Regions from separate parts of the Homo sapiens genome. Here region 1 is linked to region 2. Evidence: read pairs that join two places in POLR2A ChIA-PET (ENCODE). Cell type or tissue: GM12878. All regions are shown on one strand. Each heading gives the region's core, and the rest is flanking DNA. Links, peaks and the distances in the headings are about the cores only. Region 1 has its middle 7.3 kb from the start of IL31. Region 2 overlaps CFAP251 (cilia and flagella associated protein 251).

What was found. Peaks named below come from ENCODE experiments on the same cell type or tissue, not always from the same donor. Only the 100,000 strongest peaks of a DNase experiment are listed, where the experiment ranks them.
Region 1: POLR2A ChIA-PET joins it to region 2 with 5 read pairs; 3 of 35 experiments call an interaction of 5 or more read pairs at or near these places.

The regions. Positions count from the first base shown.
Region 1 is chr12:122,162,788-122,171,116 of GRCh38, reverse strand. It overlaps a transcript of LRRC43 not described here. Among named protein-coding and RNA genes, the nearest start is that of IL31, 7.3 kb to the left of the region's middle. RefSeq lists enhancers at 4,158-4,247, 4,298-4,347, 4,001-4,603, 5,028-5,077. In GM12878, for the core only: no CTCF peak of the experiment used is centred there; DNase peaks (open chromatin) are centred at 4,246 and 4,506; H3K4me3 peaks cover 869 bases; H3K27ac peaks cover 421 bases.
Region 2 is chr12:121,932,647-121,940,975 of GRCh38, reverse strand. CFAP251 (cilia and flagella associated protein 251) reads right to left here. Exons shown (of 22, transcript NM_144668.6): 5 at 6,620-6,729. Among named protein-coding and RNA genes, the nearest start is that of CFAP251, 18 kb to the right of the region's middle. In GM12878, for the core only: no CTCF peak of the experiment used is centred there; a DNase peak (open chromatin) is centred at 1,587.

The DNA of each region.
Region 1 (8,329 bases), core at 277-8,276, 230 kb before region 2:
TTTTCAGGGCCTAGGGGACTTCTTCCTAGCCAGGTCCAAAGATTTTGTCATTTGAATCAATGTTAAGTCCACAACTGTTAAGGCTTCTTAGAGATCACCCGGACTCAAAACGTGGTCCCTGGCCCAGCAGCAGCAGCAGCAGCCCGTGGCAACATTTTAGAAATGTCAATCATTGGGTCTCACCCCAGACCTACTGAATCGGAAGGTCTGTGGGTGGAGACAGAAATCTGGGCTTTATGGGGCCCTCCAGGGGATTCTAATACACCCTCAAGTTTGAGAACCACTAATCTTGAGTCTACCAGCACCTATATATTCATCTTATCTCGGGGGAAACTGAGGACCGAAGAGGTGTGGTTTGCACAAGTCCATATGTAAGGAGGGATGTGGTTAGGACTCTGAGACACGCACTTCAGTCTTGGACTTCTCATTTTTATTCTCACAGGTATTTCTACTGCAGCCCCTAGCAGGCTTTTTTGTTTTTTTTCCTTCGGAGAGTCTCACTCTGTCACCCAGGCTGGAGTGCAGTGGTGCAATCTCGGCTCACTGCAAGCTCCGCCTCCCAGGTTCAAGCGATTCTCCTGCCTCAGCCTCCCAAGTAGCTGGGACTACAGGCGCCCGCCACCACGCCCGGCTAATTTTTTGTATTTTTAGTAGAGACGGGGTTTCACCGTGTTAGCCAGGATGGTCTCGATCTCCTGACCTTGTGATCCGCCTGCCTTGGCCTCCCAAAGTGCTGGGATTACAGGTGTGAGCCACCGTGCCCGGCCCCGTAGCAGGCATTTAAGCCCCCAGATATCCTAGTTTCCAATGACAAGGTTTTGGTGATCTTTCCAGAAAATATCCAGTGTGGTGGACTTCTATCTCTCTTTTTGACTGTCCTACATCAGAACACCTTTACACATATTAGAAAAATTATCTAAAACTGGGAAATAAGGCAAAAAGATGACCTATGTCCTTTCAAAGAATAAAGTAAATACCCACAAGTTCATTTTGATATAAACAAATAGTTGGGCCAGCCGTGGTGTCTCACACCTGTAATCCCAGCACTTTGGGAGGCTGAGGCAGGAACATCACTTGAGGTCAGGAGCTCGAGACCAGGCTGGGCAACATGGCGAAATCCCATCTCCACAAAAAATACAAAAACTGGCCAAGTGTAGTGGTGCATGCCTGTAATCCCAGCTACTTGGGAGGCTGAGGTACCACTTGCTTGAACCTAGGAGGTGGAGGTTGCAGTGAGCCAAGATGGCGTCACTATACTCCAGCCTGGGCAACAGAGTGAGACCTTGTTTCAAAACAACAACAACAAACAACAACAAAATAAATGGTTGACAAGATAAATAAATTAGGGAAAAGGTTCAAATGTTCCTTATAGAATTCTTTTTTTTTTTTTTTTTTTTTTTTGAGACGGAGTCTCGCTCTGTCGCCCAGGCTGGAGTGCAGTGGCACGATCTCGGCTCACTGCAACCTCTGCCTCCCGGGTTCACGCCATTCCACTGCCTCAGCCTCCAGAATAGCTGGGACTACAGGCGCCCGCCACCACGCCCGGCTAATTTTTTTGTATTTTTAGTAGAGACGGGGTTTCACCGTGTTAGCCAGGATGGTCTCGATCTCCTGACCTCGTGATCCACCTGTCTCGGCCTCCCAAAGTGCTGGAATTACAGGAATGAGCCACTGCGCCCAACTAGAATTCTAATTAATAAATCATAAATATAGAAGGAATGAGGGAAATAGAAAATCATCATTAGAACACCACAGTAATAACTGCCTCAGGCAGGATCCACAGAAGAATGCTGAAGTTAGCAGGTGAAACTTTAAGGAGAAACAGGAAATCTGCATAGCCTCAAAGAATCTCCCTTCAAACCATGGTGGTGGCTTTAACATATGTCCACAAATCTTCGATATTCCTCCCTCCAGGAGGTGGGGCTTAACTTCCCTCATCTTGAAGGCGGGTGGGACTTGGTGACTCCCTTCTAAAGAACAGAGCACAAGAGGGAATACGGTAAGGTGGCAGGGGAGATGCATCTCAGACACCACCTCTGGCCAGTGAGCCCACGCTTGGGTATCACGCACCCCTCACATGACACAATGAGAAGGTACCTCCCTCACTTCTCTGTGATCTTCCAAAACCACCATCCCAGTCCCATCAGGAGAAAACACCTGCCAAGCCCAACCTAGGGTCAATTCACAAAATCCTTGACTGGCACTCTTCAAAAGTGTCAGGGTCATGAAAAACAAGGAAAGGCTAAGAAATGGTCACAGATTGAAGACTAAGGAGATACAAGCACTAAGCACAATGTGGGAACTTGGACTGACTCTTGGACCAGAAAACAGACATTAGTGAAAAAAATGGAGAAAATTCAGACAGTTGGTAGTTTAGTGATTAATATTGTATGAGTGTTAATCGCTTAGTTTTTATAAACGTGCACAGTTACTTAACAAATTCCCACTTAGGGGAAGCTGGGTGAAGGGTATATAGGAACTCTCTGTACTGTCTATAAATTTTCTATAAATCTAAAATTACTTAAAATAGGTCAGGTGCTGTGGCTCACCCCTGTAATCCCAGCCCTTTAGGAGGCTGAGGTGGGTGGATCACTTGAGTGATCAGCTCGAGACCAGCCTGGGCAACATGGCGAGATCCCAACATGGTGAGAACCCACCTCTTTTTTTTTTTTTTTGAGACAGAGTTTTGCCTTTGTTGCCCAGGTTAGAGTGCAATGATGCAATCTCGGCTCATTACAATCTCCACGTCCCAGGTTCTAGCAATTCTCCTGCCTCAGCCTCCCAAGTAGCTGGGATTACAGGCATGCACCACCACGCCCAGCTAATTTTTATAGTTTTAGTAGAGATGGGGTTTCACCAGGTTGGCCAGGCTGGTCTCAAACTCCTGACCTTGAGTGATCCGCCCACCTTGGCCTCCCAAAGTGCTGGGATTACAGGCGTGAGCCACCACACCCGGCCTTCCCACTTCTATTTTTTTTTTAATTACTTAAAACATTTTTTTTTGCCAGGTGTGTTGGCTCATACCTGTAATCCCAGCACGTTGGGAGGCTGAGGCTGGTGGATCACCTGAGGTCAGGAGTTGAGACCAGCCTGGCCAACATGGTAAAACCTCATCTCTACTAAAAAATACAAAAATTAGCCAGGTGTGGTGGTGCACACCTGTAGTTTCAGCTACTAGGGAGGCTGAGGCAGGAGAATTGCTTGAACCCGGGAGGCAGAGGTTGCAGTGAGTGGAGATTGCACCACTGCACTCCAGCCTGGGCAACAGAGTGAGACTCCATTTCAAAAAAAAAAAAAACTTTTTAAAAAAATTCAGTTTCTCAGTGTCACTCACATCTTGCGTGCTCGACAGCTGCAGTGGCTAGTGGCGACCTCATTGGATAGCACAGACAGAATATCTCCATTACCGCAGGAAGTTCTATTAGATGGCATTGTTCTCGGAGAATGGAACTTTGGCATTGTTCTCAGAGAATGGAACTTTGTTTGACGTATTATATATTATTCATTAGGCCCCAGGGTCTTTGAACTTAGAGAAAACAGATAAGATGCAAATGATCTCTACCCAGTAGAGAAGATGACTCCAAAGGTTATGGTTGTATTTACTGTAGGGCATGAACCACTTTCGCATCTAACAGAGCTGTTTGATTCTGGCATTCTTTATCTTCACTGACAACAGACAGACAGACAGATGAGAAACCAATACTAGTCTCTCATCTCCTCCTTTGAATCAGCTGTGTTACGCTGATTCCCTCAACACCGAGTTGAATAAAAGCTTGACATGTGCCCACTCTGGGTAAGGGTTGTTTGGTGGGCAGAGGGACCTGCTGTCTGCTGCAGAAACTGAAATGCAACACTTGTCTTCCCAGCCTCCCTCTTAGCTAGGTTGTGGGCCTGAGACCGCGGCAATGCAATCAGACTTCAAATCAGACGCTGGTGACACAAAGCAGCGGAGATGGTGGCAGGTGCTTCGTTGCACGGAGAGGTGGCAATTGCAACAAGATCCCCTCTCTGGAGGAACAGGGGCTGAGCTCTCAGTGGCCGCCTGGTGCCCCCCACCCCAGACGGGTTCCCATGAGCAACAGGCTCACAGCGATTCTGCGAACCACCTGGTCTCCTTTAATGAATTCCCATTCTGATCCAATCTGCCAGAAGAGTCATTTAATGCTATTGGATTGATGGATTGACCAAGGAGCTCCCGCAGATCTAGCGCAGGCTCAGCCTTTCTCCTTCTGTCACTGAAAGCCCGCAGTTCTGGAGATGACTCAGCCACGGGCCGGGGGACTCCGCTGCACTCTTCTCACTAAAACCACCGCACTGCTCTTACAGGGAGAGGAAACCTTTAAAGTTGCTAATTTCTCCTCTCCTTCCAGGTCCTTGGATGAAGAGGCAAACCCGCTAACCAAATGCTCCGTCGTCCTTTGGGTAGAGCATGCAGGCTTCATTCTGGGCTGCAGGGCCAGCTTCACGAGCCTGTGACCTACTCAGTCATGGGGCCCAGAGCTCAGAGGGCCCTGAGCTTGTTTTCACCCTCTGTTCTCATCACTGTCTTGAAATGCTTAGTGATTTCTAAACAAAGTACACAGCCGGTACTGCTGAGAGGGAGGTGAAATGCAGATTCCTAGGCTTACACCCAGAGGTTCTGATTTAGTAGTTTTGGCTGGGCCCTGGAATCAGGTTTTTTTTTTTTTTTTTCTTTTTTTTAACAGACTCTTGCTCTGTCACCCAGGCTGGAATGCAGTGGCGCAGTCTCGGCTCACTGCAGCTTCTGGCTCCCAGGTTCAAGCAATTCACCTCCCTCAGCCTCCTGAGTAGCTGGAATTACAGGTGCGTGTCACCATGACCAGCTAATTTTTCTATTTTTAGTAGAGATGGAGTTTCACCATGTTGGCCAGGCTGGTCTCAAACTCCAGACCTTACGTGATCCACCCACCTCAGCCTCCCAAAGGGCTGGGATTATAGGCATGAGCCACCGCGCCCAGCCTGGAATCAGTATTTTAAACATTTTTAAACATATAATTTATATACTGTAAAGTTAGCCCATTTAAAGTGTATAATTGGGCCAGGTGTGGTGGCTCACATCTGTAATCCTAGCACTTTGGGAGGCCGAGGCAGGCGGATCACTTGAGGTCAGGAGTTCATGACCAGCCTGGCCAACATGGGGAAACCCCATCTCTAATACAAATGCACAAATTAGCCAGGCGTGGTGGCCTGTGCCTATAATCCCAGCTACTCAGGAGGGTGAGGCAGGTGAATTGCTTGAACCTGGGAGATGGAGGTTGCAGTGAGCTGAGATCATGCCACTGTACTCCAGCCTGGGCAACAGAGCGAGACTGTCTCAATAAATAAATACATACATACATACATACAGTTTACAATTGGATGTCTTTTGTGTTTGTTTTGTTTTTTTATACAGATGAGGTCTCACTATGTTGCCCAGGTTGGTCTTGAACTCCTGGGCTCATGCCTTCCTCTCAGCTCACTCTCCTGAAGTGCTGGGATTATAGGCAAGAGCCAGCACACCCAGCGACAATTTGATGTTTTTAAAGATATTCGCAGTTGTGCCACATCACCACTATCTAATTCCAGGACATTTTTATCATCCCCAAAAGAAACTCTGTACTATGCTGGGAATGGTGGCTCATCTGTAATCCCAGCACTTCGGGAGTCCGAGGTGGGAGGATCGCTTGAGCCCAGGAATTCGAGACCAGCCTGGGAAACACAGCAAGACCCCATCTCTGCAAAAATAAATAAATAAACCTCGTGCCCATGGGCAGACGCTTCCCATCCTTCCCTGGCCTCCGTCCCTGGTAACCACTAAGCCACTCCCCGTCTCCATGGGTTTGCCTGTCTGGCCATTTCACATACATGGAATCAGACAACATGTGGTCTTTTGTGGCTGTTTCTTTCTCGTAGCATGGTGTCTTGAAGGTTCACCTGGGCTGCAGCCTGTGGCAGCGCTCCCATTCATGGTGCTCGCTGTTTTTGGCACAAGACCCTGAGGCCTGATGCAGGGGGTCTACCCGTATGGAAATGTTTGCCTTGATGCCTGTTTTCCCCACAGATTCTCAGAAACAAGAAAAATGTCAAAGGGAGATAGGGAAGGAGATTAGGGGCAGACATTTGTATGTAAATCAAGATCACCTCCCACAACATATGCAAGAGGAAAAAATCTAACTCATATTTGCCTTTCCCGAAAGACGCAGCATGGGACAGAACCCACCGCAGGGGTGAGTGTGATAACTCCTAAGTTACCTGGAACGCAACTAGCACAAACTCTCAAGTCACTAGAATTTATGTTGATGATAATCCGCCAAAACCTAGAAAGAGGCAAAAAGGACTGGGCACAGTGGTTCACGCCTGTAATCCCAGCACTTTGGAAGGCCAACGCGGTTGGATCACTTGCTGTCAGGAGTTCAAGACCAGCCTGGCCAACATGGTGAAACCCTGTCTCTACTAAAAATACAAAAATTAGCCAGTCTTGATGGCGGGTGCTTGTAATCCCAGCTACTCAGGAGGCTGAGGCGGGAGAATCGTTTGAATCCGGGAGGTGGAGGTTGCAGTGAGCCGAGATCATGCCACTGCACTCTAGCCTGGGCGACTGAGCAAAACCGGTCTCAAAAAAACACAAAAAAACAAAACGTCAGGCACGGTGGCTCACTCCTGTAATATCCCAGCACTTTGGGAGGCCGAGGCGGGCAGATCACAAGGTCAGGAGTCCAAGACCAGCCTGGTCAACATGGTGAAACCCTGTCTCTACTAAAAATACAAAAATTAGCCAGGCTTGATGGTATGTACCTGTAACCCCAGCTACTCAGGAGGCTGAGGCAGGAGAATCACTTGAATCCAGGAGGTGGAGGTTGCGTGAGCCGAGATCGTGCCATTGCACTCCAGCCTGGGCGACTGAGCAAAACCCGACTCAAAAAAAAAAAAAAACGTCAGGCATGGTGACTCACTCCTGTAATATCCTAGCACTTTAGGAGGCCGAGGCGGCGGATCACAAGGTCAGGGGTTCAAGACCAACCTGGCCAACATGGTGAAACTCCGTCTCTAATAAAAATACAAAAATTAGCCGGGCATGGTGGCAGGCACCTGTAATCCCAGCTACTTGGGAGGCTGAAGCAGGAGAATGGCTTGAGCCCGGGAGGCGGAGGTTGCAGTCAGGAGAGATCGTGCCACTACACTCCAGCCTGGGTGACTGAGCAGGACTCTGTCTCAAAAAAACAAAAATTAAAAAAAGGCCGAGCGCAGTGGCTCATGCCTGTAATCCCAGCACTTTGGGAGGCCGAGGCGGGTGGATCACGAGGTCAGGAGATCAAGACCATCCTGGCCAACATGGTGAAACCCCGTCTCTACTAAAAATACAAAAATTAGCTGGGCATGGCAGCGGGTACCTGTAATCCCAGCTACTTGGGAGGCTGAGGCAAACGAATCACTTGAACCCAGGTAGTGGAGGCTGCAGTGAGCCGAGATCACACCATTGCACTCCAGCCTGGGTGACAGAGTGAGACTCTGTCTCAAAAAAAAAAAAAAAAAAAAAAAAAAGAGACAAAGCAAATAGAAGAGGTGATCAGATAAAGAGAGACAAATGAGAAAAGAAGGAGGAGAAGGGAGAGAAAAACAAAAGAAAAGCTTGGGCGGGAGTGGTGGTGCACGCCTGTAATCCCAGCTGCTCGGGAGGCTGAGGCATGAGAATCATTTGAACCTGGGAGGTGGAGGTTGCAGTGTGCTGAGATCACGCCACTGCACTCCAGCCTGGACGACAGAGCAAGACTCCATCTCAAAACAAAACAAAACAAACAAACAAACAAAAAACAACAACAAAAAAGAAATGCTTACATATAAAGCCAGAAATTAAATAGGCAGTAAATGTGAAACTGCTCAACCTCACAAGTAACCAAGAAAGGCAAATAAACAGGAGGTTTCTTATGCCTTCACATCAGCAGAGCTTTACAAGTGAGAAAGCCTGAGGGTGAGAAAGGCCCACTCAGCCACTTCTGAAACACGCATCAGAGCCTTACACAGGGATTCGGTCTCCACCCAGTAACCCTCTCCTGGAATTCCTGCCTCACATAATTTCCTAAGGCAATAATCCTAGATTTGGATGGGATATGCACACTTACATGCTCATAATAGCATTGAGGGTAACACCAAAACCAAACAAGCAAACCGAAGTGGAGATGACCTGTGTCAGTCCAGGTCCTCTAGAAGCAGGGACCAAGATGGGATTCTTTGCCATGCAAGACATTCATCAAGGCCAGGCGTGGTGGCTTATGCCTGTAATCCCAACACTTTGGGAGGTGGAAGTGGGAGAATCACCTGAGGTCAGGAG
Region 2 (8,329 bases), core at 64-8,063:
GTAGATTGGGAAAGTGACCAAAATTTGTGAAAAAAGCACACTGCAAAACAATCGCATCATCCTAATCATGTGTGTGTGTGTGCGTGTGTATGTATTGAAAAAACTCTGGAGGAATAGACTCCAAACTGTAAGCAATGGTTCCTCTGAAGATGGGGTTTGGGTGAGGAGGAACTTTTATTTTTTGCTCTTACATTTCCATACTGTGTTACTGACAAGACCTTAGAGCTGTATGATTCCAACACAGCCTTGAAATACCCAGAATTAGATGACATGCAAGTATCTAAGACAGCCAAAGCACAGAAGCAGTGGAAGCGAAGATGGAAGCTGTAATGGTTGGGTTGGGGGAGGTCTGCTGATTCCCACTGGAATGAAAAGTAGGTGGTAGCAAGACTTAAACCAGGAATGCGGGTCACATGGTTCTTTTTTGTTTGTTTGTTTGTTTGTTTATGGAGTCCTAGATACAGTGAAGATAAACAGGCCTCAGCATCTCTGTATGTCACGCTAGGGTCCCAACTGGCTGGTATCAAGTCTGTGTCCCAGCTGAGGACTTCTCTGGTTCTCTGTCACTGGAGAAACTTCATCCTACTGAGAAGTAGCCCCAGAAATTCACCTGGGAAGGCAATTCCAAAATGATTGGAAATAACACAGTGAAGTCCTTAGTGAGAAAATGTATCTCATCCCTGGAGATACTTGGAATTGAATATAGAGAAGATGAAGTCAGTCAGACCTGCATTATTAACATATTTGTGATAAGAGAATTTGTTCATTTTTTAGGAATTTGTAATGTTTAAGTGAATTTGACATACCAGAGTTGCTAACAGATTAGATTTGTGATGCTAATTTAAAATATATAGTTGATTTAGACTTGTGATTTTAAATTAAAATCGTAATAGGTTTATAAACAATATTAGAACACTTAAGGAAACTTAAGATTTACCATATTTATGTCTAATTTACTAGATTTGCAGTAATTACTTAAGTACCATGAAGGATTTGTTTGTTAATCAGACTACTAAAAAACGTAAAGAAACTAAATCTCTTAAATATTGAAATGCAGTTTTACATGTTTAAAAGGAGTTAATAACCAAATTTGTAAGTGGGGCCAAACATTAATCAAAGCCTCTTCAAAGGTGATTGCAAAAATATGCTAGATTTATAAACAGAGTAAGATTTTTAAGCTGAGCGAAAAACTGGAGGAAGAACTACGGTTTTTAATTTATCACTAATAAAATGAATATTAATCCTAAAACCAAAACAGCCTCTGAATAATCTTTTCTGGGTCCCAAAGTAATCACTTGGGATATCATAAAATTCATATTAACATAGCATTTGCATTATTAACCACAGATATGCTTTACTGTGAAATTTTTTAAAAAAAATCACTGCCCTCAAGTTGCTTCATGTCTAGTAGAGAGAGAGTTTCACAAATAAGGAAAAAACAGTGGCTCCACATCATAACGGGGCAGCTCTGTCTGGTGAAGGTGTTGGTCAGCAAAGGCTTCAGAGATGAGACACACCTGAAGGACTCTGACCCTTCTGCCGGCCGACTGCAGGCTTCTACTGCATGAGATAATACCCTTCCCTTGTGGTTAAGTTGGATGTGCCAGTACTTGCAGCTGAGAGCGTGTAGCAGCCACAGACGGCTATGGGTGCAGGCAGCGGGCATTTCACTTTCTGGGGGAAGTGTCTGCAGGGCCCTAATGCAGGGTGCGTGTCCCCTGTAGCATAAGTTGATTTGACAATGGACAGTCTCTAAAGGGTTTTAATCAGGGTGGCAACACAATCAGATTTGTCTGGGAAAACATCACACCAACAATGTTGTGGAGACAAGCTACATGAAGATATCCATATACGTGTGTTCAAAACAAAAGCAAATGTTTTGGAAGGAAACACACCAAATTGATTACCTCTAGAAAGAAGACTAAGATCGGAGATGGCAGCCAGTGCTTTCCATGAAAATGTATCAGTTTTCATTAATTTTTTTTTTTTTAGATGAATTCTCGCTCTGTCGCCCAGATTGGAGTGCAATGGCACGATCTCAGCTCACTGCAACCTCCGCCGCCTGGGTTCAAGCGATTCTGTCTCAGCCTTCTGAGTAGGTGGGATTACAGGAGTGCACCATTATGCCCGACTAATTTTTTGTATTTTGTATTTTTGTAGAGACGGGGTTTCACCATGTTGGCCAGGCTGGTCTCGAATGCCTGACCTCAAGTGATCCACCCGCCTCGGCCTCCCAAAGTGCTGGGATTACAGGCATGAGCCACCATGCCCGGCCTGGTTTTCATTAAATTTAAGAGTTTTCTATTAAAATGTACTAAAATCATTTTTTTACAAATTAAACAGATGAGCCGGGCATGGTGGCTCACGCCTGTAATCCCAGCACTTTGGGAGGCTGAGTCAGGTGGATCACTTGAGCCCAGGAATTCGAGACCAGCCTGAGTAACATGGTGAAACCCTGTATCTATTAAAAAAAAAAATACAAAAAAATTAGCTGGGTGTGGTGGTGTACACCTGTGGTCCCAGCTACTTGGGAGGCTGAGATGGGAGGATCATCTGAGCCCAGGAGATAGAAGTTGCAGTGAGCTGAGATTGTGCCACTGCACTCTAGCCTGGGCAACAGAGCGAGACCCTGTCTCAAAAATAACAACAACAACAACAACAACAGATGAGGCTGGGCACAGTGGCTTACAGTTGTAATCCCAGTACTTCGGGAGGCCAAGGCAGACGGATCACTTGTGCCTAGGAGTTCGAGACCAGCTTGGGCAACATAGCAGGACCCTGTCTCTACCAGAAAAAAAAAAAAATTAGCCAGGCTCAGTGGCATGTATCCATGGTCCCAACTACTCAGGAAGCTGAGGTGGGAGGATCACTTGAGCCTCGGAGGCCAAGGCTGCAGTGAGCCATGATCACACCACTGCACTCCCGCCTGGGTGATAGAGTGAGACCCTGTCTCACAAAAACAAAAACAAAACAAAAAACCAGATGAAAGACTATACATTGTTTGATCTATCCATACAATGTACTGTGATTCCGCCATAGAAAGGACACGTGCCACACCACGGATGAACCTTCAAGCACGATGCTAAGTGAAAGAAGCCAGACACAAAGGCCATGTATTGTAGGGATGTGAGATCAGAGAAGCCACAGGAAATGAAGTGTTAGATGCCACAGAGAAGTCAAGTCAGATGAGGATCAGGGTTGGGTAATGAGATCCCCTGGAGGTCACTGGTCACCTGTGGGAGAGCAGTTCCTGTGTCCCCCACTCTAGAACATTCAACGTAACTTCTTCCTAACCTCCTCGTGCATCTGGACTCACTTGTTGAACTCTTCCCTCCCCACCCACCTACCCAACCAGGCCCTAACAATCTTGTCAGTGAAATCTGACTGCTCTCTGCCTCAGGCCAGGAGTTAAGAAAGAAAACCCATCTAGGATCCTCTATCATGGCCTGGTGCTGCGCTCTAGTGATCCTCACAACATCCTGTGCATTGGGTTTAATGGGCTAAGTGGTCCCTCCAAACTCAGGCCCACCCAGAACCTCAGAATATGACCTTATTTGGACACAGGTCCTTTGTGGACATAGTTAGTTAAGATGAGGTTGTGCTGGACTGGGGTGGGCCCCAAATCTAATGCCCAGTGTCCTCAAGAAGACACAGATGGATGCATGGTGGGAATGTCATGGGAAGATGGCGGCAGAGATTGGAGGGATGCGTCCACAAGCCAAAGACACCAAGGGTCACCCGCAGCCAGCAGAAGCAAGGGGAGAGGCCTGGGACAGATTCTCCCTCACAGCCCCCAGAAGCAGCCAACCCTGCCGACACCTTGGTTTCAGACTTCTGGCCTCCAGAACTGCAAGAGAGTAAATCGTTTGAGGTAATTTGTTACAGCAGCCCAAGGAAAGTAAAAAACAGTAGATGTCATTATTCTTTTTTCACAAATGGGAAAGTCACTTTCTTCTCTGGGCCTCCAAGTCACACAGCAGACCACGGCTGACCGGGCATGGAAGCCCAGGTGGACGCCAGAGCCCACACTCACACCTGCCTCCTGCCACCTGCTCTTTCATGTCACTCTGAATTCCCCTGGGCCCCTTCCCTTCTCCCCTTCCAATTATCCTACCCAGGCAAGCCACCACCAGTCACATTCCCTGTTCTTATTCCCACCCTGCCCAGCACGGCTGGACAAGCATCACCACCCACCCACCATCTGCTGCAGGCTCATGCTTTTTGTCCCCAACCAGGCCCCTCCCTGAAACCCTACAGCTCCTTCCCTTCATTTGGTGGACCTCTACTGCATTCTCATTGATTACAGCATGTCACATCCCACAGCCCAAACTAGCAGCCCCATTCCCAATGTCCTCGGCAGATAAGACTGCCTCCTGCTTGACGGCTGTCACACAAGGTGGCGTGTTCAGCCCCACAGTATCCCCCAACTGCCTAGGCATCATCTTGCCCAGCACTTTGCAAACTATCTGTGGTGAAAGATATTTTTAAAAACTTTATTCCTTTGCAGACCAATAAATATTTTTTTCCTTGAGACAGGGTTTTGCTCTGTCGCCCTGGCAGGAGTGCAATGGCACGATCATGGCTCACTGCAGCCTCAAACACCTAAGCTCAAGCCATCTTCCCGCCTCAGCCTCCCGCGTAGCTGGGACTACAGGCATGCACCACCACATGTGGCTAACTTTTAATTTTTTGTAGAGACAGAGTCTCACTATGTTGCCCACTCCTGGCCTCAAGTGATCCTCCTGCCTCAGCCTCCCAAAGTGCTGGGAGGCTCCCAAAGTGCATGAGCCACTGCACCCAGCCCAGGTCAAACACTTTCACAAAATAAAAATACCATAGCAAGAACAAATTGCTATACAAGTTCCCAAAGGCCCCCTCTCATTTTCTGTACTTTCTGTTCAGCATAGCCCAGGACCAGCTGACAGATGAGCTCAGCCTGCAGACCACACTTTGAGCAGCACTGCCCAAGCCCACGGAAATTCCACCTTTCCTTGTTGGATGCACTATCAGAAAAGGGACCAGAAAAGGTGAATTTGATGAGTTAGGAAGAAAGGCAATACCGGATGACAACCTTGATACCAGAGAGACTCTCCATTCAGTCTGCCTCCAGCCGGGGAAGGAGGAGAGTGAGTTACAGAAGCAGATACAAGGAGGGAACACAACCCCGGCCTTCCGGACCCAGCTCCAGTGCCAGAGAGTCCGTGGGCTGTCAACCTCCCCTCACCACCTGGACTGGTTTATCTGACGCTTGATCGAAGTGAGCCTGCCTTTTACCCCCAGGTTAAGAAGGTCACTGCAACTCATTTCTTAGACACCAGAGTGTGTCAAAAGGCTGGTAGGCTTATCACGAGAAAACCATCAGACACAGTGCAATAGATGGAGACCCTACCAAATCCCTGACCTGTACTCCTTAAAACTGTCAGTCATCAAAAACAAGGAAAGTCTAAGAAACGGCCATAGCCGTGCAGAGCCTAAGGAGCCATCACAGCTAAATCGAATGTGGTCTCCTGGGTGGGATCCTGGATGTCTGTTAATAATAATGTGTCAATATTGGTTCATGAATTACAGCAAATTGATCCTACTAATGTAAGATGTAACTAATGTGGGAACCTGGGTGTGGGGTTTATGGGAATCCTCAGTACTATCTTCCCAATTCTTCTGTAAATCTAAAACTGTTCTAAAAATAAAAGTCTGTTAATTTAAAAAAGAGAGAAAGAGAGATCGGATGCGGTGGCTCATGCCTGTAATCCCAGCACTTTGGGAGGCCGAGGCAGGAGGATGGCTTGAGCCCAGGAGTTCAAGACCAGCCTGGAAACAAAGCAAGACCCCATCTCTACAAAAATATAATACAATAAAATAAAATATTTAAAAAGAGGCTAGGCAAGGTGGCTCATGCCTATAATCCCAGTGCTTTGAGAGTCCAAGATGGGAGGATCTCTTGAAGCCAGGAGTTCAAAACCAGCCAGGGCAACATGGCAAGACTTCCTCTCTACAAAAGTAAGTTAGCCAGGTGTGGTTGCATGCGCCTGTGGTCCCAGCTACTCAGGAGGCCAAGGCAGGAGAATCTCTTGATCCTGGGAGTTCATGGCTGCAATGAGCTATGATTGCGCCAACGCACTCCAGCGTGGGCAATGGAGCGAGACCCTGTCTGTACTATAAAAGAAAGGAGGCAATGGTGGGTTGTTAGAATTAGAGAGAGACTGCAGAGAAACAGCAGCTTTGGAAAGCCTCCCATCATTACTATACCTAAAACCATGGCAGGCAAACAGATCGAAATCGAACATATCCAACAAGAAATGTATGGAATGAGGAGCAGCGATAGACACGAACACTTGGTAGCAACCATTAAGAACTGCCCAGAAGAGGCAGCATGACCAGCCACTAAAAAATCTGTCCTTGTAGAAGTAATGTTTCTCATTGTAAATGACAGATTTGCCATCTGGGTTATGCTTTGAGCTTGTGTGAGCTAGGTTAGTGTGAGTCAGCATAAGCCAGTCTACTGTGGAACACCAACAAATCAAATTTCTAGGCATTGGCATTGCTCATTCTGTCACTGTCACACAGTGGCAGATACTCTACAGAAATTCAGGGAAAAAAGAAGTGGCTACACAAAGCCTACCCTGTGAAGGAGTCCCATATAATCACCAGGCAGTCTGGCCCTTTGTCTGCTGTGGCGATCCACCGCCTGTCTTCACTGACGCAGAGGCAGGAGATAATATTGGCGTGGCCCTATGGAAATGGAGAGAAAACGCTTTGAAACATCCAAGATGCGGCCCAGCCTTGGCCACTATCAGCAAAGGCCGGGGACCCACAGAAAGATCTGAGCTCCTTTCAACGCTCATCTGGCTGGAAATTCTGTTCCCGCTGGCCTTCCTGGGTGTTTCTCCACTTCCTAGTGGGTGATTTTCAAACTTCCTCTCCCTCCAAACACCTGAAAGATAAGTTCCCTACATGAACAGTGGCTCCTAGAGGTGAAGGCAAGCGGCAACTCCCAACCCAAGTGGAGGATAAGCATCTGGGTCCTCCCCTCCCCCAGCCACTCTGAGTCACGCTGCCGGCCTCTTCTCTCTAGAACACTGCTCACTTCAGGGCTCTGAGCAGCTCTGGGGCAAAAAGTTCCTCACTGGTCTCTCTACTCCCACTCTTTTTGTTTGTTTGAGGCAGGGTCTCACTCTGTCACCCAGACTAGAGTGCATCAACACAATCTTGGCTCACTGCAGCCTCGATCTCCTGGGCTCAAGCAATTCTCCCACCTCGGCCTCCCAAGTAGCTGGGACTACAGGCACATGCCACCGTGCCCAGCTAATTTTTACATTTTTTGTAGAGACAAGGGTCTTGCCATGTTGCCCAGGCTGGCCTCAAACTCCTGGGCTCAAGCGATATACCCACCTCAGCCTCCTTGGCCACAGCCTGTGCTGAAATTACAGGCATGAGCCACCATGCTCGGCCTCTGCTTCCACTCTTATCTTCTTACAATCCTTTTATGCACACAAGAGAGGAATCTTCTGGGAACACAAATGGCAGCACTCCCTGCTGGGAAATGGCCCCTCTTCCCTCCTTCCTTCTCTGTCTCCCTCATGGTGCAGCAGCCACACCAGCCTTCTTTCCAGGCCCCACACACAGGCCTGAACACTTGTTGCTCCCTCTGTTTGGAATGTTCTCCCCCAGACTGTCTTTGGCTGGCTCATTCGCATCCTCCAGGTCTCAGCAGAAACAGCACCTCTTCAATCCCTGCCCACTCAATCTAAAGTTAAGTCTTCTCTTACCCTGATTTTTCTCCCTTAGAGCGTTTTCACATCTCCTTTCAAGCACTGGTTACAATTTGTAATCATTTATGTGTTCACTTGTTTAACATCTGTCTCTGTTCTAGACTGTAAGCTCCATGAGAGCAGGGAATACATCTGTTTTGTTCATTACTACAGACCTATACTGTGAAACATAGCAGCTATAACTATTTGTGAAACGAATGGATGGTCAAGGCCACTCCCAGCCCTCTGGCCCTAGTGAGGCTGGACTCCTGCCTCCTTCCACCCCAGCCCATCTGCGCATCCTGCTTCCCCTGACTATCTGAGCCTGCCCACAGCAATCTCTCCTTCTCTCTCTGCCATCACCACTGTGTTCAGTGCCATGCATTCAATGAAGCTCCAAGGGGAGCTGCCTGCTGATTTCTGCCTGCGTATTTCTGGACTTCTAGAGAGTGAATTCCTTAAGTTGCACCCAGACATCTTGAGTCCCTGGCACAACACTGAGTACTGACTGGGTCCTTGGTAAATACCTCGTGGTGTTTTTGATCTAGGCATCAGCTAAGGACACTCCTGTAACAACACAC